Linked DNA regions of Homo sapiens: all the other regions are linked to region 3. The links are chromatin contacts, found by Hi-C or POLR2A ChIA-PET in ENCODE. All regions are on one chromosome and are shown on one strand. Each heading gives the region's core, a stretch centred on a gene start or an enhancer-like site at or near the end of the contact. The rest is flanking DNA. Distances are from core to core; before and after follow the strand shown. Region 1 has its middle 28 kb from the start of PDCD4-AS1. Region 2 holds the start of ADD3 (adducin 3). Region 3 has its middle 51 kb from the start of SMNDC1. Region 4 overlaps RBM20 (RNA binding motif protein 20). Region 5 overlaps RBM20 (RNA binding motif protein 20).

Region 1 (4,964 bases), core at 948-3,447, 490 kb before region 3:
TTAGTCCTTCAACTAACATTCACTGGTATCTGCTCTGTAGTGGGGATACCAGTGTGCACAGGGGAAGCAGGATACACTTCTTGACCTTGGAGACTCAATGACTACTGCAGAGGCAAATCTATAAACAGATAACAAGGAAACATGATAAGGGCTATAAAAGAGGGGCCTCTTGGGAGGCCAAGGCTGGCAGATCACGAGATCAGGAGATCGAGACCATCCTGGCTAAAATGGTGAAACCCCGTCTCTACTAAAAATACAAAAAATTAGCCAGGCGTGGTGGCGGGCACCTGTGGTCCCAGCTACTCGGGAGGCTGAGGCAGGAGAATGGCGTGAACCCGGGAGGCGGAGCTTGCAGTGAGCCAAGATGGCACCACTGCACTCCAGCCTGGGTGACAGAGTGAGACTCCGCCTCAAAAAAAAAAGAAAAAAAAAAAAGAGGGGCCTTTGTGTGTGTGTCTGGGCTAGGGGTACAAAGTGTTCTGGGACACAGTGGGGGACCAGCAATACCTGCAGGGAGGTCAGAGAAGTCAAGGAAGGCTTCGTAAAGAAGACAACACCTAAGTAGAATGTTAAAAAAAAAAAGTCGTAGTTTCCAGGTAGACAGAAAGGGCCAAAAGGTATTCCTAGCAGTGGGAAAACCATTTACAAAATCAAGGAGCTGGAAGGGGCCTATTTGGGAACCCCCGAGGCACTGAGCATAGCTGAACCACAAATGGAGGCTGTGGGGGTGAGAAGGTGGGTGGAGAGGAGGCAAGATTAAGTAGGGTCGGTGGAGGGCCAAGCTAAGCCATACGAGGAGCCCAGGAGACAAAAACCACAGAGACCAGGCTGGCCGACCCCAAGCAAGCCTGCCTCATGGGTAGGCTCCCCTGCTGGGGGCAGGAGGATGGTAATAAGGACCATAGCTCCCCACAGGCCCATGTGGGAGATTCAGGTAGAGAAGTGACCACCCCCCACCTTGTGATTGACAGCAAGTCTCCACTCTTATTTTCTTCCCAAAAACCTCTGGCACGCACAAGGCACACATCAAATGCACAGATGGGAAAACCGAAGCAACAGAAGGTAAACATTTGCCTACATCTCAGAATGAGTTCATTGTGGATTTGACCCAGGAACTCAAGGTCCTGATTCCCAGCATGGAGATCTGTCCCTGAGCCAGAAAGCTCTGTTCTTCCTAGGCTTGCATACAGTGATGGTGAGAGATCTCACGGGCAAACGGGGCACACCTTTTGCACCCCTCCTCCCTAGGCCGCTCCTTATCAGACAGGTTTGAGGGGAAGTTCCCAAACTGCCAGAGAGAATCAGCACTTCCCAGTCAGGCTTTGTTCCCTCCTGGCTGTGGTCATCCGTTTGGGGTAACCCCAAAGAATAAATGCTGGAGAGGTTTATTTCCCCCAACAATCCAAAGAGCAGGGGCCCCACCCTAGAGCTCTCTATTGTCAGGTGGGTGTGGCAGGGCACTCAGGTAGTAGAGATGATGGTGGCCTCCTCCTTGGCCTGTGAACACTGGTTCCTGGAAGTTCAGCCACTTAACAGAGAAATTTGAAAAACAGAGCTTGAAAATAAACCCAAACAAAAATTCATGAACTCCAGCCAGCATACTCACTCTCAGGTGGCTGGGCAGGTGTGAGCAAGGATCAGGCCTTCGGACACTGGGAGGTGTTGCCCCAACATCAGGAACCAGTTCACACAGACCAGAAGCCATCCCAGTGTCCCCGCTCCCACTATGCTCTTCTCCAATGTTGGGCTGTGAGCTCCCTAAGGATTTTTCCAACACCTCTCAGTACCTCTGTACTGTCCCTCAGGAGAATTATTCCAGAATATAGAGTCAAGTAGAACAATCTCCCCAGATAACCTGGAATGCTCTCTCCAGCCTAAGGACAGAGCATGTTTTTTTTTTTTTTCTTTCTGCCTTGGCTCCCAGGAGGCTTCTAGTCACATCTCTTGCTGTATGAGCCCTTACAGACCATATATTTGCTGCCTCCAACTTTCTTCAATCCTTGTTTATAATTTTTTGTTGTCTTAATCTGGACACATGGCATCATGTATGTGCAACATCTCTACTCCATGTTGGAAACAGGTGGCAGGCAAGTCAACAATCTAGTTTCACTCAGGAAGGAGAGGTCACAAGTGCAATCCGGCTAGCATTTTGGGGCTGTGGGAAATCCCCTTTTGATCACTCCCCTTTGTCCCCAAGTCCCCTGAGAGCAGAAAGCAAGCTGCTTCTCTTTCTTCTCCTCCCTGAAACAGGAGGAACTTGAGCAGCCCCCGGGGCCCTCCTTCCTCTCTTGCCCTCAGACTCAGCTCCCCTGGAATATTCTCCCAAGTGAGAAGAAGGAAGAAACAGTATTTCTCTGGGTATAGTGCTGTGGGTGGAGGCCTTTCTTTACTTTCCAGGGAGGAGAGGTACTGGAGAAATCAGTTTCTGGAATTTAACAATCAGGAATTCAGCCATAGGTAACTGCAGTATTGCTAAATTAGACTTTCTAATTTATCCAAGCAGCTCTGGGCAGACCCAGAGTCTAGAGGCTTTAGGGAGAGGCAGGAACAGGAGGTAGGCAGTGGAGAATAGTGGCTAAGAGTGTGGTTTGACAGTCATGTGGACCTGGGTTTGAATCCCAACTCTGCCACTTACTGGTCGTCTGACCCTTGACAAACCACTTTGTCTCTCGGAGCCTCATTTTCCATCTATGAAATGGGGAGAATAACAGTACCTGCTTCTCCAGTTGTGAAGAGGCCAAGAGACAGTGCCCCTATGGAGTACACTAAGTGTGCCATGCAGGGGGACTCAGGAATCAGCAGGGCCGAGCTGACAGCAGTAGTGTCTTGTGGAAGAGGGAGAGAAAGTGTGTGTGACCCCAGAGTTCCTCGCTGACAGCAACGCGGCCCTGGGCAGTGGCCCTGTTCCTTGTTTCTCCTCTGAGTAAGGATTGCTGACTCCACACAGCTCTCTGTCTTCAGCAGCAGGGCTTCCATCAGATCTCGAGGAGCTGTTTAATAACCACAACACTTCCAGCCATTAACAAAGATAAAGACAGCATTGGAAAATTGACTTTTGCCTGAGCACAGTAAGTACGAACCCAACTAAAAATCATAACACATGCTCCCAAACCCAGTTCGATGACTGTGACACGCTCCCACCCCCATCCTTCGCCGCCTCCCCCACCCACCAGCTGCCACCAGCCCCTTCTGCCATGGCCATGCTGGTCTCCTTTTCTCTGCCTCCTACTGTCAAGCCTTTTTCACACTAAAGTGCCCCTACCTTCAATGGCCCTACCACCCAGTAAAATAAATGCTGCTTCTATTCCAGGAGCTACTGGGGAAGTCCCTGGTTGACATCTAGGGCAGTGTTTCTCTAAGTGTCATCGGTGGACTGCACCTGCATTGAATTACCCCCCAGGCTTGCTAAGATGCAAATGCCTGGGTCCTCCCCGTGACCTAATGAGTCAGAATCTCCATGGGGGCGCCAGGAATATGCATTTTTAGCAAGCTCACCAGGTGCGGCTGATGCACCCAAAGCATGAGAATCCATGATTTCTCTTGAGTCCCTTGCTGAGTGCCAAAGTCCAGCTAGGACCAGACCTGGAAAATTCACACGATAATGTAATCGAAATATCATAAACTCTCCAAGTAGCCCCAGCAAGACTCAAGGGATCTGGATTCTAGTCTTGGCCCTATACCAATAAGCTGTGTTGCCTCAAACAAGTCACCTCTCTTCTCTGGGCCTGTTTTCTGGCTTGTAAAAGGAAGAGCAGAGGCTTGGGGGTCTCTGGGGCCATCCTGCTCCAACATGCTTGGAATTTCACTCAGGATAGGCACCTTTATATGACTGCCATTGTGGGAAAAGAGAATGGGGAGTTGACAGGGTTGAGCCCAGATGTCCAACCACTGCCTAAGAGGGCAGTTAACAGTTGCTGTTGCCAGGTTTGATGGTTCATGCCTGTAATCCCAACATTTTGGGAGGCTGAGGTGGGTGGATTGCTTGAGCCCAGGAGTTTGAAACTAGCCTGGGCAACATAGTGAAACCCTATCTCTACAAAAAAAAGTTAGCCAGAGGTGGTGGCACATGCCTGTAGTCCCAGCTATTTGGGAGGCTGAAGCAGGAGGATGGCTTGGATCCAGGAAATAGAGGCTATAGCAAGCTGAGATCGCGTGCCACTGCCCTCCAGCCTGGGTGATAGAGTGAGAGCCTGTCTCAAACAAACAAACAAAGAAAAGAAAGCAAGGTTAGTATCCAAGTGCCCTGACCTAGTAGGGCATTATGAGGAGGAATCCCAGTGTCTAGGCTGTGGCAGAGTCAGGCAGGGGCAGTCTGGAGTTGATCCCTGGGGATAGGTGTGGTACAGGGAGTAGGTCTGAGTGTCAGAGGTCCAGCCTGGTGGACTGGCTCAGAACCAGGCTCTAGGGCCCACAGAGATATCAGAGAGCAAATGGGAACACCCAGGCTTGGGGGAACAACTGCAACTCGAGGGAAGGGGGTGTCCCTGGCTGGGTGTCTGCATTGCACAACTCCAGGGGGTGCCATCCTATAGGATACAATGTGGATGCCCTCTCTAGAGTTGTGCCACATAGAACAACATGCTAGGACTAGGCACCAGGGGCACCCCCAAGCATCCTGGATCCTGTACTTAGGGCAGCAGAACCAGTCTAGGCCCATTCACTGCTTTGGCCATCTGGGGCATAGATAGCAGTTGCAGAAAAGGAGGTTTCCCTACTCCTCCTGGTTGGAAACTGGAGGCCTGAGCTTGGTCCACCATGGCCACAGGAGGTGGGGGTGGGGCGCAGACAGCAACAGGCTCAGCAGGAACTTTCCTCAGACCTGCAATCTGTTCCCAGGAATTGCAGGCGGCCCCCTCACTTTGCCCTCTGGGTCCAGGCTGCCCAGCCCCTCCCTGTTGACTCAGGAGCACTGCCAACAAAAGGGAAGGGCCCAGAGAAGGTTCCGGGCCATTCAAAGGACTGGC
Region 2 (5,117 bases), core at 855-3,354, 350 kb after region 3:
TAGGCAGAATTCACATTCATGCCAGCATAATATTGAAGAAAGGGGTGAGACAGCAAAGTGTGTAATTTTCTCCCTTTCAGTCAATGCTTGAAACTTACATTACGAAAATACTATCCTTCTATCATGCAAAATATTTCCCAAGTGTCATATGATCAACTATGTCAAATGTTCACCAAACATTTCCTGATATCATATATGTAAAATGTAGCAATACATTGAATGTCTCATAACCAACTATCTCAAGAACTCCTTCAAATTATGTTTAACATTCAAAATAGATACACCCGTTTCTTCTTTAAAAACTATTACCAACATGCCAGCACTTCTGGGCACCTTAAGTGTTATCACAGACTGAACTCTTCAGAAAGATGAAGAGTTAAATGTAGCTGCCTTTATTTTATCCTGGTCCTCCTTCCATAAAGTTAATCTGCTCCATTTAAGCAAAGGAAAATAAGTTATAATGCAAGTACAATATAATGGAGACTTCGATATAAAAACTTTCTACAAATGCTCCATTTATAATGTTCCAGTTATTTATAGGGTTAAGTAACTTAACCCTATAAATGGGTTGGTCCCATAACTTAATTACACAAATATTTTTAACAGTCAAGTATTTAACTTGAAAACGACAAATTGCACTGTACTCTTATTTTTTCAATCTTTAAAAACACTCTCACTAGGAGTCTTCTAAAGCCAAAATTAGGAACGTACCCTGCACTATGTAGTCAGAAGCCATTCCAAGAAAAGCAACCATTTAATACTGCTAAATCTAAAATGCTACATAATTTAACGTAAACTTGCACGCACGTGTATGTAGCTAGTCCCATACCCCAGAATCTTATCAATTCCTTCCCCAAACTTGCATATAATCCTCCCTCAAAGCCTCTTGGCTAAGTTAAATTCCTTAACACTCTACCAGGTTAATTGCAACAGCACATGTGCCAAGGAAATTAGTGGTTTTCCTTGCGCTCCCATTTTCAACCGGCACCTACTTGCAATTAAATCTCTGCAACAAAAAAGTTCACCTGAAGCCGTTCTTGCCATTTTAAAAGAGGCCCAGATTATGCTACCTGTCTGTGGTCTTGCCTAAGCTATAATAGCCTACCTCCAAAGAGGCTGGACGTGCCCCAAACACCAGCACACCAGACCTGCTGCCAACTTCGCTTGTCACCCCTAGCAGGAAGCTCAACCTAACATGTATACGTTTGTAGGGGCGGTGTGTTTGTGTGTGTCTGTGTTGGGGGGTGGGGAAGCGGATTATAGGAGAAAGGTGACTGAACACTTTCAACTTGTAACAAAAAAAATTTTTTTTAAATGAGGAGAAAAACAACTAAAACCAACATTCGCTCCCTTTCCTCCACCTTTTCTAAGCGCAGGAACCTCTCACTCCCCTGGAGCGCACCTTCAGGGCTTAAGGTCCCCGGGGTCACCTAAGCTTCAGCCAGTAACTGATTTTGGTACTCCCCGCCTTCCTAGGGAAAACCAGCAGACGCGCGAAGCGTCGGGCCCACCCGGCGGCGCCGCAGGCCGTGCACCGCCACCCCCGGACCCTCCCCCGCAGGTACGCTCCCCTCTGGCCTGGCCGTGGTCCCCACTCCCGCCCCGGAAAAGGGTTCACCTGAGGCCGCAGGGACAGCCAATGAGAAGTCCCCTTGGCCCCGCCAGCCGCCGCTCCCTACCCCCGCGCGACCCCCAGTAGCGTCCCCAGTGCTAGCCCCCGCGCGGGTGCCCGCGTCCCGGCCCGGAAGAGAGGCGGGACGACGGCGCGTCCTCTCCCCGCAAGATTACCTCGCAGCGCGTAGCCGGCTTTGTGTTTCCCCTCCCTCCTTCTCGGCAGCCGCCCGGGCTGCAGCAGCCGCCGGATCCGCCGCTGCGGCCGCCTCTTAAGCGCCGCAGAGCCCCAGAGGGTAGGGCGGGAGAAGGGGAGGGGGCTTGAGGAGGGAGGGACCTGTACGCCGAGCCCTGTGCAGCAGGAAGCGGCGACACCTGGGATGCCGACGCCTCTGGCGCTTGCTCTGTGTTTTAAAAAATCTAATTTAAACCCCTCTTCTTTCCCTCCCGCCCCTCACACTGGCGACCGTTACGGGCTGGCGGCTCGCGCTCTGGCGGGACTAGCCGAGCGCCCCTCGAGCGTCCCTTGGTCCCGCCCCCTAACGCCCCGCCCCTAGGTCCCCAAGCGCCCCCCCCGGTCACGCCCCCAAGGTCCGCCCCTCGCAGCCCCCTACGCCTCTGGCCCCGCCTCTTGGGCTCCGAAGCCTCCCGGCCCCGCCTCCTCAAGACCTCGCCTCTGGCAGCCCCGAGCTCTCTCTGGCCCCGCCCCGAGCGCCCCTCGGGAGTCCTGGTCCCGCCCCCGCAGCCCCCTCCGCGCCCTCAAGCTCTAAGTCCGTGAAGCCGCAGCGGTGGGGGCCTGCAGGCCCGGCAGCCGGGAGGGCCTGGTTCGGGGCGGCTGCCTGGCGCCTTTTCAACGTCCTCTTCTGACTGTGCAGCTCGAATCCGCGGCGTCCCCGGAGGGCCAGAGGGGGAAACGACCCCGATAGAAACCCGACCGCGAAGGGGAGGAGGGGCGCCTCGGAAATGTCTCCCGCCCTAAATGAGCGAGCCCCCTACTCCTACTCCCGAGGCTGAGCCGCCGCTTTGAGTCAGCCTCGGCCGCCCACGCTGGCTGCTGGGGCTGTAGGAGGCCACTGCAAAGGTTCAACCTCCGCACGCCCCCCGTGGGGCCTGGACTTTGCTCTCAGCACAGCTGCCTTCGCGGGCGCCTAGTCCCCACAACCCCTGCTTCACCTCCACATAGGGGGAGGACAGGGGCTCTCGCTTCTGCTTCATTTGGACCCCTCGAGAGTCTTCACTCCCGCTTTGGCTCCCGGCCTCTGAACCTTATGAGAGCTCACTTCTTTGAGGCGAAAAGTCGAGGCATCGCCAAGAACCTTCAAAATGAATGCGGGGCCGGGCAAACTTTGCAACACGCAATTGCAGGGCTGTGGATCCATCCACAGGTGACACCGGGCCTCCCACCCCCCTCGCCCAGACATGTTTCTCATCCCAACCTATTCTTGAAATAGACCTCCCAGCGGTGCACACTTTTCTCTGCCACCCACGACTTCCACGTCCCTCCTGCACCAGTACACTTGCAAGCACACCCCTCCGAGCGCCATTCTAATGATTCATGGTCCCTTGGGCCAACCCCACCCTAACACACACAACAAACTTCGTTCCCCACCCTTATCCCCCTTCGTTTCCAAGGCACTGGCGACAATCCACTTCATTTCCTTTCCTCATCTGCAGACTCGTCCCCCTCAAATACCTCACGCCATCCGCCTCATCTTCATCCCCCCCCTCCTCCCTAAAAATGTGCTAATTAAAATGTAGTTTCCTCTTCCCACATATGAAGTGTGGAAAATGAATCTTGTCTTGACACAAACTGTGATGCATTTATCGTTTTCTCTCTCCACTGGACTAAGGCTGTAGAAATTTTAGTCTACCACCATCTCCCATTTGCTCAAAAAATCCAACCATGCCTTATTATTTTTAAATACTCTTAACGAATCGTGGGGAAGGCTGCCTAGTTTGAGGAAGAAAATTGTTTAGAAAATGCTCAGCCTGACATTTTATTTGGTATTTAAAAATATCTGCAGTATTTGAGAGAGATATTGGGAGTGGCTGGATATTTTCTTGCATTTAAAAAGCAAAAAAATGAAAAGCTTTGCATGCATCAAGGTTAGCCTTTTTATGAATAGCAAAAAAAGTATCCTAAGGGCACCTATCAGAATATAGTCCTCACTATATTTTGCTAGTCGCAAATCTGGACACCCCCACCACCACCAAAGGAAGACAAATTAACATAATCCATTTTAAGCATGTCTGATGAACAGTCTTTTCCATGATCATTCCTTTTCTCACAGTTTCTGGACAAAATAGCTAGATAGATCTCCTTACCCACCGAAGATCCAAAGCTTCCTTCTAACAAGGGTAGTAGACGTACGTGTCTGTGTCTTCTGTTCTCTAGGTGTGGATTCTGCAATGCTGCACAGAAACCTACTGCAGCCTCAGACCAACAGCAGCAGCAGCAGCGGCGGCGGCGGCAGCAGCAGCAGCAGCATTAGCAGCAGCAGCTTCTCTCAATGCTGAGTAGTAAGTGTTTGACTTAGTAAACTCTACAATTACCATTAGGCGCTTGCTTATGAGAGGAGGCGGAATCTTTCTTAAAGGAATGGGTTTTGTTTTTCCTCTCTAGTATTGCTTCATAAGAGGCAGAGAGGATGGAATCAGGGAGTTTTGTGGACTGAGTAAATGAGTACAGCTGTGGGAGGTCAAGGTTAAAATTAACTGGGTGGTTGAGGAATGGAGGCAATGATTTTAGTGTAAGTCAATGAAATGCTAGAAGCACCAGTTTTAAAGAGCCCTGCTAATTTCAAACATTGGGGTAATGGCAAAATAAAGTTGTATGCCTTGAAACTGATTAGTAATTTGTGCTAATATTTAATTTAATTTAATATTTGTGCTAATATTCAACATCGTACTAAAATAATAACTATATAAAGGAAAGCTATTTAGTATTTAATATAAGAATAAAAAGAAAAATGAATTAAAACTCGTTTATGTGACTAGAAGCAATGGATTCAAGTCCTACCTATAAGCATACTTGGAACTTCAGTGAATACCAGTATTAGAAAATATATTGTTGACAGGTTTCAATGTGTGCTCATGTGATATAAAAAATCACAATATTGCCGGGCGTGGTGGCTCACGCCTGTAATCCCAGCACTTTGGGAGGCTGAGGCAGGTAGATCACGAGGTCAGGAGTTCAAGACCAGCCTGGCCAAGATGGTGAAATCCCGTCTCTACTAAAAATACAAAAATTAGCCGGGCGTGGTGGCAGGCGCCTGTAATCCCAGCTACTTAGGAGGCTGAGGCAGAGAATTGCTTGAACCCGGGAGGCGGAGCTTGCAGTGAGCCAAGATCGCGCCACTGCACTCCAGCCTGGGTGACAGAGCAAGACTCCATCTCAAAAAAAAATAAAATAAAATTACAGTATTATGTATAGAAAAAACAAAATATATCTAAAATAATTTTTGGATAATAGCACAGTATTAATGCTATTTCAGTGGCAATTCAAA
Region 3 (4,996 bases), core at 1,169-3,668:
CCTGTTCTGTCTCTGTGTTAGCTCTCAGCACCAAGTGCTCCAGGTGCCACAGACACGGAGTCAGGTGACCAGGAGGGACTGAAACTAGGAGTGGCAGGGCTGAGGGGTCACTATGGTGGTAAAAAAAAAGACTCCAAAAGGAAGTGGTGCTTAAACCAAGCCTTGAAATCTGAGTTGTTGACAGTGAGTGGGGGAACAGAGGGACAGAGGCTGACCCATGAGGGCAACAGGACATGGTTTGGATTCACCAGAGCCCAAGAGTGAGGTTGGGAGAGAGGGGGCTGGAGAGGGGCACAGGGGCTGATCCCAGAGGTCCATGAAGGCCAGCACGTGCTTAGAAAGGTGGCAGTGGCCCGGGGAGCGTGGCTGGGAGAGGGCAAGAGTGGAGGCAGGAGAACCAATTTGGACAGGAGGTGGCTGTGAGTCCAGAGCAGAGATGAGCGATGGTGAGGGTTGACCTGGGCAGCAAGGCACTCGGGCATTAGAAGGCTCAGGATGAGCGATGGTGAGGGTTGACCTGGGCAGCAAGGCACTCGGGCAATAGGAGGCTCAGGCCTCTGTGGCGCCAAGTGTGGCAGTGAGGCAGAGGGAGGCCTCAGGACGTGGCTCAGTCTGGCTGGTGGGACCCAGGGGATGGGCTACTTTGTTCTCAGAGAGAAGGGGCTGAGAAAAAAGAAAAAGGGGAGGCAATGGACATGCAGTGAGCACCTGTGACGTGCTAGGTGCTAGGACGGATGGTGTTCGCTTAACCCTCAAGCCATCTCTCCAAGGTGAGAATAAAAGTCCTCCCCAAACAGGAAACTGAGGCCCAGAGGGCGTCCGTGACTTGCTGAAATTCACACAGCCTGGAAGCGTGGGCTCCGGCTCTCTGACTTCTAGTTCTTCAGGCTGCCTGTTTATCTTCAGCTGTCTTCAGGCAAACCAGCCTGTGGGAGGACAGCCCCACGCCTTCGCCCGTGTGAGTGTGCCCCAGCAGAAACACTGCTGTTGAGTCAGACGATACAAACCGACATCGCCTCACGTGACTTACAGATATTTTCATTTTTGCTTACTTTTACTCGGCCAAGAACTTCAAAGGAGCATAATTCCTGGAGGATTTGTTCATCGACGTGTCACAGGAGAGCCTATGAGCAGGAAGGAAATGGGCTCAGAGACCAAAACATCTGTCCCCCGTATTTCTTGCCAGATTCCGGAGCTGAGACTCCTGGGGCTCACCTGGAGCCTGGGTTTCCCTCCACTTTGAAGGCTTGACCACCCCCGCATGGGCTGGAGCTTAAGACCATTGACCCAATCCTTCCTTTGGGGTGGGGGAAGGTGTCCACAGGAAGCATTTCCAGCACTGGGAAGGTGCCTCAGTAGCTCGACCCTATAGCAGGGCTCCTGGGAGGAGGAGAACAATTCATCAGTGCCTGCCAGGTGCTACACCGCTTATGTCTCACAGAAACACGAACGTCATTGTCTCTGTGAGGATGAAAAACCAGGGGCTCAGAGATGTTAAATAAACTGGCCCAGGTCACACAGCTAGGACGGCATTGATCCGACATTCCTACAGGTCTCGGGAGCCCCCCTCGGCCCCTCTCCAGTCCAGAGGGAGGCACTTGCTGCGCTTATAAAAGTCTTTACTTGTTTGAAGCCCAGTTCCTCTCAGGTGTTGCTTTTTTCTGTTTCTTTTCTTTTTTTAGGCCTTGGGGGTTGGGATGGGAGACCAAAGGTGGAGTTGTGCTATTTTACACAACTGACTTGGCTTGCACGTCATCTAAACACCAAGTTCCATTCTCAGAGGAAGTGAGAGGTGTCCAATTCGGTCATGCAGAACGCAGCTGGGCTGCTCGAAACGAAACAAAGCGGCTACTCCGAAGGAGGTGTTGTCCCTGGGCCGGTCCAGGTTGAGTCAGAGCAGACGCCACTCCCACGTCAAAAATACCAGGCCACTGTCCCAGGGAGCTGGGCTATTCACTGAGGTCATTTTCACCCCACTTCTGAAATCCACATTAAAGGAAAAAAGAAAAGGGAAGGGAAGGGGAAAAGGAAAGGAAAGGAAGCAGAAACCAGGATGGCGACAAGGAGAGCCACCCAGTCGGAGCAGCACCTGTGCACCTATGTGGGGTGTGCCGGGCACCTGACGGCCGCAGGTCCGGACAGTGCTTGTGCCTATCAGGCCATCTCAGCCTTGGTTATATTCAGGACCCAGGAGTGTATCTATGTTGTGTGGGGCCCAAAGACTTACAATTTGGGACACTCCTTAATAAAAAGAATACAAAAGTATGAAAACAAAATTAAGTACAAAAGTGGGTATTTACCTAGGAGGAGGGGGTGGGGAATCACAGCAAATTGCTGACACCCTACAGATTGGCCCCTTCCTTCAGCAATCTATGTAGGCAGTTTACCAGAAATGCGCACACAGCAATGCTTCCTGTTTGTCACCTGCCTTCCTTTCCCTGCCTAGAACACTCCCAGAGTCTCCCTGCTCTCTTGGGCAACGGAAGCTTGTGTCTCTTCATCTTTATGGTAAGAGCACCTCGGATGAGGCTTCTGAAAGCTGTGGGCTGGTGGACATCACCCAGGGCAGGTGTTCCTAACATTTTTGGGGTCTTGGTTGCCTTTGAGAATTGAATGAGAGTTATGGAACCTCCCCCAGAACAATGTCTACTCAAGTCTACCAAATTTTACCTACAGTTTTAGGGATTCTTAGATTCCCTAAAGCCTATCTGCAGATCCCAGATAGGGAACCGGTTACCTAGTGCGGTCCACTCATTTCACAGATGAGGCAACAAATCCCAAAGGGGTGAGCAACTTGTGCAAGGTCACCCAACTGGACTCGGATCCAGCTCTTGACTGCCTCCTTTTCTCTATTGTAACAGTTATGCCTTCAGCACTGGACAGGGAGTGGGGTCTTCAGGGGAAGGAGACCCCAAGTTAGGTCCCCTCAGAGGGTCTTTCTTATGTCTTTTCGTCTATCCTGGACACATATTTTTGCCTAGTGCAGCTCAGGGAGGGCAGGATGATGGCTTTGAAATACAAACACAGACAGGAAAAAAAGACTCCCACAACATGTGAGTATAAATGCAATAAGAAACATAAAGGAGAGAGAGAGAAAGCAAGAGAAGTTGTAAGCAAATAATATGCAAAGCTCCTGAGAAAGAACTTGGGCTGCTCTGTTTGGTAGCTGGAGACCTGGGGCCTGGGGAAATCCCAGAAAAAGTCAAATCTGATTGGGCCCTAGCTGAGGCCCTGTCCTCTCGCTTCGCTCTCTCCCTTCCTACCCACCTTGGTTTGGGGTCCGCTTGGTGCCCCAAGCTGTGTGCTTTGCAGGTGTGACTGCTTCTTCCTGCACAGCTTCTCCCTCCCCCAGCCTCAGCATCCCCCCCGCCCCGCGACCCCAAAGCTGCACAGCTGTCTGGATGCTTCCTCTGAGCCCCAACAAACTTAGATCTCCTGGTACCACCCCCCCCCCCTTGGCACCTGGCTCTTCTTTTTCATGGCATATAGAATCACTTACAGTTTTGTATTTATTTGTTTCAGGTCCATGTGCTTCTGTGAGACCTTAAGCTCTGTGTGAGCAGGGCCTAGGTCCTTGGTGCCTTTGGCCTGGCATGTGGAGGCTGTCTCCCATCCCTTGCTGATTTAAACAAATGGTGGCATCTGGAGGTTTGGATCAGGGCATAGGAATAAATGCCCGCTGGGCCACTCATTCCTGAAATCCTGTCCAGGCCTGAGTGCAACTGGGAGCTTGCTTAAGCCTTTAGCCTGTAGGCACAAACGGTAGATGAGCAGGTGGTCAGTGCAGTGAATGGGCCCAGATCCTCAGAGCGGAGCCACCAGCCAAGCAGGCGCAGACCTCCAGGGCTCCTCTGTGTATCTTTAAAGTGGGTTCTGGATGCTCCCTCCTTTTCTCAAGAGCCTGTCTCTGAGTTGTGAGGCTCCCTCAAATTCCCAGTTGGCTGGCTCACCAGCGGTCATGCCAGGGGCTGTCAGCCAAGGTCGTGAGTAGATGGCTGAGATGGGCATCCTCTGAGGGCTGCACACATCAGTAATGAGGAAGAAGCTCTGAAACAGCGCCCTCTCCTGTCCGCTGGACTCGCCTCCAGATAATGGAGCTGTCTTGAGGGAACAGCCTGTCGTTCATACTCCGTATTTTCCCTTTCATTCCATTTAGTGTAGGGTAGAGTGTATTCTTTTTCTTTTTTTCAACTTGACACCCATGACTCCGTGACAGATCGCCATCTGTCATGTGTGTGTGACTACCTCCCTACTAAGGGCCAGGGAGCCCTGATCAAGTATTCTTTCTTCTTCCTCTGTTTCTTCTCAGTGTTGGGTTGCTGGGGTGGGGAGGGGAAGGATTTATGTGATAAAGAAGCCTGAGGTACAACCTCAGTTGTACCTCAGTTTCTCTCCTCCCAGGCTTGCTGCCCGGGGAGCAGGGGCTGTAGAAGGAGAGCACTGTTACCAACTGTAGCCAAATTCACCTTAACAGTTTCTCACCCCGCCCTTGTCTCATCCACCCCCCCAGCAACTAGGAGCCAGATCTGACCACAGATACCCAGGGATGGGCGGGGGGGCCAGGGCCAGGTGAGTTCATCCCAGCAGGTGGGTGCCTGCTCCAGCCTGCCCCTTGCTTCCTCTGAAACACACTGCAGCAGAGCAGCCTCCTTCCCTCTCCCAACCTTAGATGAAATAATCAGTATGAAATTTTCTGTCTCCTGACAAGATGCCACATACTTAATTTTCTTGCACCAATCACCTCTGCAGGAAGATAGGAAATAAACTATGATAGGATAATTACACAGCTGAATACAACTGACTGGTGCTCTTGGGGGTGAGGTTGGGGGAGGGGGAGGGTACACCCAGCATTCTCATCCTCTCTAGTTAATCACGATGTGGCTTTCAGCAGAGCCACAGCCTCAGTAGAAGCGAGACGTCCTCATGGCTAAGTGACGAGTCTCTCAGCGTCATGACAGTGCCCAGCAGCCTCCCTCCCTGCCTTACTCAACGCTGA
Region 4 (5,174 bases), core at 1,387-3,886, 420 kb before region 3:
ACTGAAAGGACACGTGAGGAAGGGCTTTCCAACTAGGAAAGCCAGCCATGCTGGGTATTTGCAGGTCAGCCATGGGAAACCTGTCCTTTTCAGAGTATGGCCCAGGTTACAGACGTTAACCCATTCAGATTCCTCAAAAAATAAGAAAACTAACCAGGTTTTCTTCTTAATTTTTGCTTTGACTAGGAAATTTTCATCATTCCCAACTTTAGTCAACCTTGAGTAGAAGTGATTTCACATGAATCATCAGAGCTGAGCACCTGCTTTCATCCAAACACCCTAGACAAAGAAGAAAAAACACATCATACTATTTTTAAAGCCCTAAAATTCTTAGCCTGCAATAGTTAATAACCTGAAATTGAGGTGCATATAGTAGTGATCATATTTCTGAACCAAAAATTGGGGTGCATGATCTGACACCCCTGGAAGCTGGAACTGATGTCTCCTGCTGTCTTCCCACTCCTTAGTTTGTCACTTTTATATCACTCAGCACATCCTGTGCCTTGGGTTAAAAATAATTGCGTGCGTGCCTTTCTACTCCACCAGACATAAGTTCCACAAGAGAAAGGAGTGTGTCTTGGAGAATCTTGTATTTCCTCAGCACACTGCCTCCCACTTTATGGGCACAAAGTAATTGCCGTGAACAAAATGAAGAAGGAAGATAAGGGGTATGGCTCATCAGAATCTGGTGGCTTTGAGGCAATATGGACACCTCTTTTATGAGTACCCAATTCTGTGGAGAAAAACCCACAAACAGCTCAAAAAGGACAATCTAAATACACCCAAGAAGCAAATAAAACTAAACCTACAAGCAGGTACAAAGTCACCTTCCTAGGTCACTATCTACAATTTCCCACTCCAATGCAGGAGCTTCAGTACACTCTTTCTCTGTCTAAGTTCAGGTTTTTAAATTGAGTGGATAATCCCTGCAGTAGGCTGAATAATAAAAATGTTCACATTCTAACCCACAGAGGCTGTGAATATGTTATCTTACATGGTAAAGGGGACTTTGCAGACATGATTGAATTAAAGATCTTGATTATCTGAATTTCTGAATTTAATTTGGTATGCCCAATGTAATCACAAGAGTCCTTCTAAGACGGAAGCAGGAGGATCAGAGTCAGCGAGAAGATATAAGGATGGAAACAGAAGTCAGAGAGGAGAGAAGATGCTTTGCTGCTGGCTTTGAAGATGGAGGAAGGGGCCATGAGCCAAAGAAATGCAGGAAGCCTCTTAGAAACTAGAAAAGACCAGGAAACAGATTGTCCCTTAGAGCCTCCAGAAGGAACTAACACCTTGACCGTAGTCCAGTGAGGCTGGTTTTGGACTTATGGCCTCCAGAACTGTAAGATAATACATGTATGTTATTATAAGCCATTAAATTTGTGGCAATTTGTTACAGCAGCAATAGAAAACCAACACAATTCCCAAGACAATTAGATGCAAAAGTGGCTTCCACTAGAGAGGCGGTGGTAGGTGTAGGGGCTGACTGGACCTTGCTGGTATGAATTGATCCCCCCAGAGTACAGACCATCTGACCAAACATCCAAAGACCCTCTGGGAATGTAGTCAGGGGCCAATTCTGCACAAATAGGGGCCCAAGCAACGTGTCTCAGACCTGGCCAGTCCAAGAACCACATCCCTCTGGCAACAGTGATTGGCTCATGGGGGAACACTCTCGGATACTTTGTTAGAGCTATCAGGCATGATTCTCTGTCATGCCATGGTTGCTAAATTGTTGTTAAGCCATCACTTAATGACAGCCTGCTTGAGAATAAAGCCAACTCAGAAGATGCTGGCCTGAAGACAGAGGTACAGGCAGCTCCTTGATGACTTCCTAGGAATGCCTTGAGCCAGCTTCTCCTGAATCCACCCTGTACTTTGCTGGACATGAAGCAATGCATTTCCTTTATTTGCTTAAAGAAAGCCAACCTACGTAAACCACGGGCATTTAACCATCTTTTAAAGACGGTTCCTGTCTGTGGCCCACATTGACTTGAAGGTTCCTGGTCACCCTCCAGTTTCCTCTGCAGGAGTGGACTGACTGTGAGGACCCAGTAGTTGGAGCTACAGGGTCACTATCATCATCATAGGGAGAAAAGAGGATTAGAAGATAAGGAGTGGGCAACTGCTGAGAGAGGAGGCAGCAGGCATGGGGATGGGATTTGAGGGATCCAAGAGAGTCTTAACATCTGGTTGGTGAACCAGGACTTAAAGGGCTGTGGAATAACAAGGACACAGCTGAAGTGCAGTAGAGTGAATGTGCGTAGATGTATCAGCAGGCTCTCTCCTGGTAATGTCCAGCCATCCAGAAGCAGGAGCCAAGAACCACAGCCCAGAGCATGGTAGTGCCTAAACTCATGCACCGGCCACATCTGCAATAAGCACAATATCTTCCAAGATAACCAGTTCAGGAATTTAAATTCACTTCCAGTGCAACTGGCTGAGTGGTGAATGCGCCATTTCTTCTTTTGTGCTAAAATATAGAAAGTAATCGAGGTGAGAGGGCTGATGACCAGGCAAGAAAATATTTTCTAGGTATGACCACACTATAAAGGTGTGGCCAAATAAATGCAACGCTGAAGGTCAGATCTTTAGAGCAGAGTTGAGAATTTATGATCTTTCCATGTCTTTATGACACATTCTGCTAGTGTCAACACAGGAGAGACTTAAAGCAAAGAGAGGATTAATGTCAACTTAACTAACAAGAACTACATTATAGTTTTCCTTCCTTCTGAACCATTTTTCTTTAAAACATTCCTTATTTATGGTATTTTGGTGGGAATTTCTTTTTAATATTTATCTTTCCTAGATCAAAAATTCTCAACTCTGCTATAATGCTTTCAGAAGCTAGGTCAGAATATGAACTAGAGAGGGACATTCCTGAATGTCAGGTTACAAAGGTGACAATGACAACACAACAGTCATATTGGGGCTAAAGTTCAAACTCTAGCTAGTGATCACACTTTAAGAGTGAGCTGAGGCCTTACAGACAATTTAGTTTAACTCACTCATTCTACAGACAAAAACAAAACAAAACAAACAAAAAGAAAACAACAAAAAACAAACAAACAAAAAACCGCAAAAGCCAATGAAGTTGGCGTCCTCTGTGAAACCGCCTAAGTCACACACCGAGACAGAGAAGAGCTGGGACTGGAATGCAGGCTGCCTCTGTCCTCAGGGCTGATGGAGGTAGCTGTGGTCGGATACACGCCTATCAACATATACCAGATGAATTCTCTCTTTGCAAGGAGAAGATGAGGCCACACACCTTTTGGATAGTGCTCTTTCTTGATAACAATAGGGCTGCTGGGTCTTCACTAGCTTGGCCTCTGTGACTAATTTCGAGACTACTGGGTCAATGCTGCTATTCTGTGTTTGGGCCTTAGCCATGACATTACCATATGATGATTCATATCACCATGACACCTCTTGGAATGATTCATAACAGCAATATAATCCTATCATCTCTCTTTTGTTTTGTGTTTTTCAGTTGGTGTGTTAATGAGTGTTCTCACTTCATTAGCTGTCTCATCTCCAGAACAGCCATATGGACAGCTAAGTCAAATATGACCATTTCCAGTCTATAGTAAGAAGACTGAGACCAAGAAAGATCAGATGAACCGTGTGAGGTCATCCAGTGAATAAGGGACTTGACTGGGACTTGAAGGAGGGTTTTTAAACTGTAAGGCCAATATTCTATCCTCTGTTTACACGTTCATTAAAGGGAGCTCCAAAAACCACATTTCTGGGCCTACTTCCTTTGGGCCAGTTAAACATGAGTTTGGGTTAGTTAAACATGAGTTTAACTAACATGTTTGGTATCAGATCCCCGGGCTTTCAGTCCACTGTGCTCCGTACGTCGCTTATCAGGCAGAGCACAGTCTCAGAACCAGGGGACTATGCAGTCACAATGGGGCAGCTGGTGGGTTTAGAACTGACACGAGAGGCCTGCCTTTCATGCTGGACTTATTAGAACGGCTCAAAACCTGCCAAAGAGAACTGATCCTGCAGCAAATGCAGAGAAAATGATACACATTCTGCTAGTGTCATCACAGGAAAGACTTAAAGCAGAGGATTAATGTCAACTTAACTAACGAGTCCCATAGTATAGTTTTCTTTCCATCCTTCTGAACCATTTTTATTTCTTTGAAAATATTCTTTATTTTTATAAAATGAGGGTATGGTATTATAGGTGAGAATTTATTTTTAATATCCATATTTGGTTTTTTTTGAAAATTTTAAAATACAGAAATATGAAGAGGAAAACAAACACTTATGAATTCAGTGCCCATTATCCAAAATGAATAAATGCTACTGTAATGGTCATTTTGCTTCAAAATTTTTTAATAAAAGAATATTTGACAGATAAAGCTGAAGCCCCCTTTGAGACTCTGCTAAGTTCAATCCCACCTTCATCTCCCCAGTGACATCCACATGTGGTGTGTCTATCTGTCTGTGTATCTGCCTGTATCTATATATAGAAAAAAAGCAGGAAAATAAGGGATTTTTCCACATGTGTGCATTTATAAAATAGTGCCTAGGACTGATATCAACAAAATTTCTCCTTAAGAACAAATGCATAACCTACCAAGTTTCCTCTAACACACTGAAGACTGAGAATAGCGCAATGGAGTGCAAAATCAGGAAGCTAGAAATCAGAAGACCTGGGCCTGGCCCAACAGCCCTTATTCACTCCCTGTGGGATCCTAGGTCAGTTAGTTTCCCTGGATCTCAGGGAGTTCTTTTTTTTGTAAAATGAGAAAGCTGGATGAAAGGATCTCTAAGGTCCCTTCACCTTTGAAATCTGATAACTCTAAGGTTTAATTTCCTCATCTGTCAAATGGAGATCGTAATGTCTGTTCCACTCACTGTAAAGATCAAACGTGATGTGCAGGTGCTCTGGAAAATATGATAATTATATTAACTATCATTATCATTGCTCACAAATTCAGCTATTTCTGCACCTGGCCACTCCTGGGAGTGCTTTTAAAGAAACCATTGTTATATATACAGTCATGTGCTGCTTAACAATAGAGACATGTCTTGAGAAATGTGTTGTTAGGCAATTTTGTCATGCGAACATCATAGAGTGTACATACACACCTAGGCTATATGATATACCCTATTGCTCCTAGGCTACAAACTTGCACAGCATGTTCCTGTACTGAATG
Region 5 (5,115 bases), core at 189-2,688, 300 kb before region 3:
TGTTTCCTTTAAATATTAGTTATGCTTTTACATCTCAAAAGGTTCATCTTTAAACCACAGCTTGAAGGTGTTAAGAGGACGTTTCTGGGTATGAAAGGAAGGTAGGTACTGGGTTTTTCCTCTATTAAGGATCTGGGGAAAAAGAGTAACCTTGAACAAAGAAGAGCAGAGAAGAAAATGTGATGGTTGGCTTCTGTTTGGCAGGAAGGAACAGAGCATGAGATGCCCAGGAGAGACCCAGTCTACTGCCACTCCCATAAAAGTCCCGTGTGGGTGGGTGAGCAGGATGGGGTGAGAGGAGATAACACAACCAAGGATGCTTTTCTCAACCCTCTTAGGGGAAGTGAGTAGACTAAGGCTGGTACATACACGGTTAATTTATGAATGCCTCCATTTCTCTCTCCTCCATTCCCAGGATGACAAAATGGTGGCTTAGCAGAAAATATAAGACAGAAATACAGGGATTCTCATCACAGCCTGATGACTCCCTCGCTGTGTGACCTTCAACAATTCACTTGACTTCTCTGATGCTCATTTGTCTTACCTAGAAAAACAGGAAGGCTGGGCTAAAACAGCTCTCAGCTACCTTCCAGGACTAAAATGTAAGATGCTAAAGGGCAGCTCAGTCTTCAAGACAGTGCAATACCAATGTGAAATGTCTACTCCTTCTGTTGCTGTTTTTAAAAATGAAATACTCGCAGGTACAGACGGTTAGGAAAAGAAATAGATAAAGAAAAAAATAGTTTTATTGTTTTCTTTTATTGTAAAAGTAATACATGCTCACTGAATTTTAAAAAAATAGACCATATTAAAAAGGAAGAAAAAAAGACAAACCAGTCTAATTGCCCCACCCAGAGTTAGAACTACTGTTAATGTTCTTTACATTTGTTCTTCAGATGTTTTTTAAGGCTGGCAGGCACCAGCACACACTCATACACATCTTTTCAAAAACAAACATGAGATCTTTGCATACATGCTGTTTGTAATTTTTTTAGTTAATATTATATGGTTCTCCTTCCATATCAATCAATGCAAAATAGCAGCATCATTCTAATGGCTGAGTAGTACATGACCTTATACCTACACATGGTTTATGTTTCCAACTGAGAAACATTTAAGTGGTTTCTAATTTTCACTTTTCTAGACAGTGTTGAAATAAATATGCTTATGTTCATCCTCATGTATGTACATATTTGAAGACTTTAAATCAAGATTTAATCACAGACTTCTCTCTCTTTTTATGCAGAAGGTTAAAATATTGATCATTTCAAATACCAAATAAAGTTTCTCCACAACTCTGCTATTGCCAGCGCAGGAGGATGCAGCACTGGCCCCACAGCGCCCACATCCTGGCTCTGGAAACACTCGGTCTCCTGATTCAGTGAGGCTACACGGAAGCATGAGGCCCAGCTTTGGGACAACTATGACATCTGCAAGGCTGCAAAGAGGTTTTAGGGCGAGCTCCAGGCTGGTCTCTGCGGCCAACTGACTGTGCGTCACGGTTCAGGAGTCCCTGCAGTAGCCACAGCCGTGCTCCTGTAAAACGTTTGTGGGTCCTATGTTTACATTCTCTGACTCTGAAACCATCGATGTCACCAAACACACTCCTGTTGGCCTGTGTTTAACACAATCCAATTCAGACACATGAAAATTATTATCTCTGTCTCCCAAGCTGAAAGTGCTACTTTCAGTTTGTTAAAGTAAATGTTAAAGTACTTACTTTAACATTCCAAAAAATTATTCTTATACCAAAAACATTTTTAGAGATTGAAGAACAGTATAAAACCTTTTCCTGTTCACTGACATTAGTGTTTATTTTTCTGACTTTTAAAATTATGTCACTGATCCAAATATTCTTTGTGAATGCTAGAGAAAGTATTTCATTCTCTTTTTGTGGTTATTGTTGTATTCATGGGTGATCAGTGTCACAAATATGTACCTGTGTCCATGGCTAAATTTAATTGATGTGGGACATATTCCGTATCAGGTGATGGAGGAAGTAGATGGAGGGAGGCATTCTACATTGGGTATCACTCCACAATTTTGCTAAGATTTGCACAAGAGCCACCTAATTTTATTCTTGGAAGAAACTGCAATTGATCATTTCCAATCCCTGGAGAGGCTAGATTAGAAAGGTTAATTGGCTTGTCCAGGTCACTGACTCCCAGTCCAGAGTTTTTTCCTCTGTGGCACTCCTCGACAGAAGCCCAGTAATTAACTTAGAGCAAAGATGCTCATTTTACACCTGAAAATATCAGACTGATCTTAAATCATTCTGTTCAATAATTAATTCAAAATAAACCAAAGGAGGAGATTTAGTGAAACCAATGCATCTTTAAAATATATATTACCTAGTCTACTCCTGACACTGGAGGGCAGGTTGAAGGGCAGGCCTAACAAAACTTAAAAACATATTCGGGAAGGAGTCCACAGACAAGTTGCAAAACCAAAAAGTATTTAAGATGTCCAGACAGCAGCAATTGGAGGTTTCCAGGTTTGGGTCAGAGTGGGAAGTGGTAACTGAGAACTGATGGGTCATTAGTGTGATCAAGAGAAAGCAGGTGCAAAGAAAAGGCAGAAGCAAGTGGCCCTGGTACAGCCTTAAAGCAAATACCACATTAAAGAAGGCAAAATTGGCGTGGAAACTATCTTCATGGGGTGATAACCACTCCCAAACACATGCATGACCCCCCTGCCTTTTGTTTCTGAACACATGGAAAGATTGATTTGTCCAACTGAGCTGTGAGTTATGAACACATCCTCATGCAAGTTGCTTAACTGCTCCCTTTTTGCCCATAAAGTACATCAGCACCAATATGTGCCATCTCCCCTACAGATCTGCTGTCAGCAAGTTGGAAAAGTTGCCTTAGAAACCATCAGGGGACTTACTTATCTTATAAAATCCATCAGGAGCTGTGGGGAAGAGGAAGATCAATCAACTTGACTGTAACTTCCACCGCGGTAAAGAGTTTATCATATTAAATGGATATATGCAACATATCCAAAACACACACAAGTTATTTGGGGGGAGGGGTCCTTCTCACTTTCACTTCCTCCCCCAACAGCTGGCAGTGATAACTTCTCCCCACACTTGCTGTGTGTAAACTTTGAAGACTAAAATCTTGTACAGCTCTTTAGTTGGGTGGAATTTAAACAGTGACCACCCATGGAGCCAGTCAAACTATCAGCTCACCAACAATACCCCCGTGGTGGTGTTGCAAACCAAATTCACATTCCTGATTCAAAAACATGTCTTCTTAATTAGGATCAGAATCTGCCAGTCTACTCACTGGTGGGAACATGCAGTATTAGGCATCCAGGATAACACGCATATTCTCAAGATCCAGCCAGGTTCTTTAAACAGAAAGGGAACTGCCGTGTGCTCCTTTCTGCAAACCACTAATTACCATCTTTGCCATGATTCTGTAATATGGATCATTTTACTTAATGCAAAACTTTTCAACACTCTAAACGCAGCTACCAGTCACTCACACTAGCTGCAGATCCACAGCAATTTTCCCTGTTAAAATATACCAAATAATATCATTTAGACCATCCCCAATTAAATAATCACTGTGGCAGGAAATAAAAATCAGATTAAGTAGGATTTTGTGGTGTAGGAGACCATTCAAGCTTTTGTCTGGCAGGGAGACCAGGACAGATGAAGGGAGAGGGGTGTCCTACTTCTGAACTTCTCTTTTGGGTTTTAACTCCAGTATCTCAAGCTTCCTCAATTCTTACTTTCCATATTTAGTTCAGTCCATTTTAATTTCTATCCCTTGATTAAACCCCAGTTCCCAACATTTTGTGTATTCTTGTTTATCAAACCTGTGAATTGAGCTATATCAATTTGTTCACTTGAGGACCGGCTGTTGTGGGCGGGGAAGAATATTAGTTTAAACTGGAGTCAAGAACTTAAAGCCACAAAAATAAATAAATAAATATATAAATAAATAAATAAATCAGAAGGAAAGAAAGAAACTGGATAATGTGGAATCATTTCACTGTGAGTCAATCCTGGTTGGTTTTTTTCTGCCCCCTGGTGACTATTAGGACTGGCAAAGAGATCTTAACAGATCAGAGTTCACATTCCAATGGACAGATTTGGGCTTTTTAAATTATTAATTAGATAAACTGCGAAGGAGGTAGCAAAAGAATACATGGATAGAAAAATAAAAAGGGTGATCAAATTCTTCTTCTTCTTCTTTTCCCCCCTACAGCACTGGCATTAGAACAGCTCTGTGTGCACCATATGCATAGTCCTTTACTGTGACTAATGGGAATAATGTACTACATTTCATAATACTGATCTCTTTGGCAATTTGAGAAAAATTCACAACTAAATGATTATACATACTATCTAAAAATACTTATCACAACAAACCCTCAAGCAAAATTTCTTTTTCTGATAAAACTTTGGAAAGCTTTCTAGATAAGCAAAAGAATCATTCAGGCTGCTAAGAAAATAGCACCCCCCCCTTTTCTTCCCTGTTGGGGTAAAGGCTTAATCCTCTCAGATGTTTTCCCTGCTGAATGCTTGTCTTATGTGCAGTTTAAGATGGTATTTAAAATTTTCAAAATTCCTTCTACAAGTGTATTCCTATTTCCCCTAAAATTGGGCTCAAACTGATGTTAACTGGCACAGATGTTAGAAATTCCATCCTCTTTCCAGAAAGGACCAAGTATGAATGAAAGGGAATGTCCCTTTTTAGCAAATTCTTATTTCTTCTCTCTGACTCTGGATGTAATTGTCAGCATACCCATCAAAGTGGGTGAACATCATACACAACTTGCCTGCGAATGACTCCCTAACAGTTACACGGAGATCCTTCTGCAGAATGTCTGTAAAATTAGAGTCTGTAAATCGGAGTTGCTACTTACAACATTTTCTATTCCGAGTGAGGGGAGCACTTTGCTCTGAAAATATAGACAGCCAGTGTTCTAATGCTATACGGAAGACTATAGATCAAAGAGATCAAAGCTGGATTCATGTTTTCATTAACTACAAGCATTTACACGCAGGTAACACTAGCCATCAAATGCTAAACCAAAACTTTTTCTATTGTTTATAATTATTTTTATTCACTGCTTAAAAAATAATACAGAAAAAAGTGT

Evidence for each region. A loop is a pair of places that touch in the nucleus more often than their neighbours do. ChIA-PET counts read pairs that join two places held with the same protein, here RNA polymerase II (POLR2A). Pooled maps may share reads with other maps.
Region 1: a map with no recorded cell type shows a loop between it and region 3 (24-fold over the local background). The contact joins two enhancer-like sites. A Hi-C loop is called at or near these places in 19 of 37 single-sample maps with no recorded cell type and 5 of 50 pooled maps. POLR2A ChIA-PET finds 5 or more read pairs at or near these places in 3 of 52 experiments (GM10248, OCI-LY7 and activated B cell).
Region 2: a map with no recorded cell type shows a loop between it and region 3 (6-fold over the local background). The contact joins the promoter of ADD3 here to the enhancer-like site in region 3. A Hi-C loop is called at or near these places in 1 of 37 single-sample maps with no recorded cell type and 11 of 50 pooled maps. POLR2A ChIA-PET finds 5 or more read pairs at or near these places in 1 of 52 experiments (activated T-cell).
Region 4: a loop to region 3 is called in a map with no recorded cell type, with 13 times the contacts of the local background. The contact joins two enhancer-like sites. A Hi-C loop is called at or near these places in 5 of 37 single-sample maps with no recorded cell type and 9 of 50 pooled maps.
Region 5: a loop to region 3 is called in a pooled map, with 1.8 times the contacts of the local background. The contact joins two enhancer-like sites. A Hi-C loop is called at or near these places in 1 of 50 pooled maps. POLR2A ChIA-PET finds 5 or more read pairs at or near these places in 2 of 52 experiments (OCI-LY7 and activated naive CD8-positive, alpha-beta T cell).

What each region holds. Positions count from the first base shown.
Region 1 is chr10:110,840,429-110,845,392 of GRCh38, reverse strand. No RefSeq gene overlaps it. Among named protein-coding and RNA genes, the nearest start is that of PDCD4-AS1, 28 kb to the left of the region's middle. RefSeq lists enhancers at 1,496-1,655, 2,016-2,065, 2,216-2,275, 2,286-2,355, 2,426-2,485 and 2 more. Within about 2 kb of position 2,197, at least 10 of the 41 ENCODE cell types and tissues checked have a DNase peak (open chromatin) inside an H3K27ac peak, as active enhancers do; they include OCI-LY7, where a contact is called at or near this core.
Region 2 is chr10:110,004,971-110,010,087 of GRCh38, reverse strand. ADD3 (adducin 3) reads right to left here and starts at 2,104. Exons shown (of 15, transcript NM_016824.5): 1 at 1,789-2,104. It overlaps ADD3-AS1 (ADD3 antisense RNA 1), which reads left to right and starts at 1,707. Exons shown (of 5, transcript NR_038943.1): 1 at 1,707-1,907; 2 at 4,007-4,131. RefSeq lists silencers at 1,372-1,781, 2,092-2,521 and enhancers at 2,350-2,903, 2,904-3,459.
Region 3 is chr10:110,353,558-110,358,553 of GRCh38, reverse strand. No RefSeq gene overlaps it. Among named protein-coding and RNA genes, the nearest start is that of SMNDC1, 51 kb to the right of the region's middle. RefSeq lists enhancers at 997-1,046, 1,067-1,166, 736-1,935, 1,527-1,986, 3,037-3,086 and 1 more. Within about 2 kb of position 2,418, at least 18 of the 41 ENCODE cell types and tissues checked have a DNase peak (open chromatin) inside an H3K27ac peak, as active enhancers do; they include OCI-LY7, where a contact is called at or near this core.
Region 4 is chr10:110,772,558-110,777,731 of GRCh38, reverse strand. All of the region lies in intron 1 of RBM20 (RNA binding motif protein 20), which reads right to left. Among named protein-coding and RNA genes, the nearest start is that of PDCD4-AS1, 96 kb to the left of the region's middle. RefSeq lists enhancers at 2,970-3,159, 2,050-3,249. Within about 2 kb of position 2,636, at least 4 of the 41 ENCODE cell types and tissues checked have a DNase peak (open chromatin) inside an H3K27ac peak, as active enhancers do.
Region 5 is chr10:110,648,079-110,653,193 of GRCh38, reverse strand. The region is part of intron 1 of RBM20 (RNA binding motif protein 20); the gene reads right to left. Among named protein-coding and RNA genes, the nearest start is that of RBM20, 6.3 kb to the right of the region's middle. RefSeq lists enhancers at 960-1,459, 1,460-1,961. Within about 2 kb of position 1,438, at least 6 of the 41 ENCODE cell types and tissues checked have a DNase peak (open chromatin) inside an H3K27ac peak, as active enhancers do; they include OCI-LY7, where a contact is called at or near this core.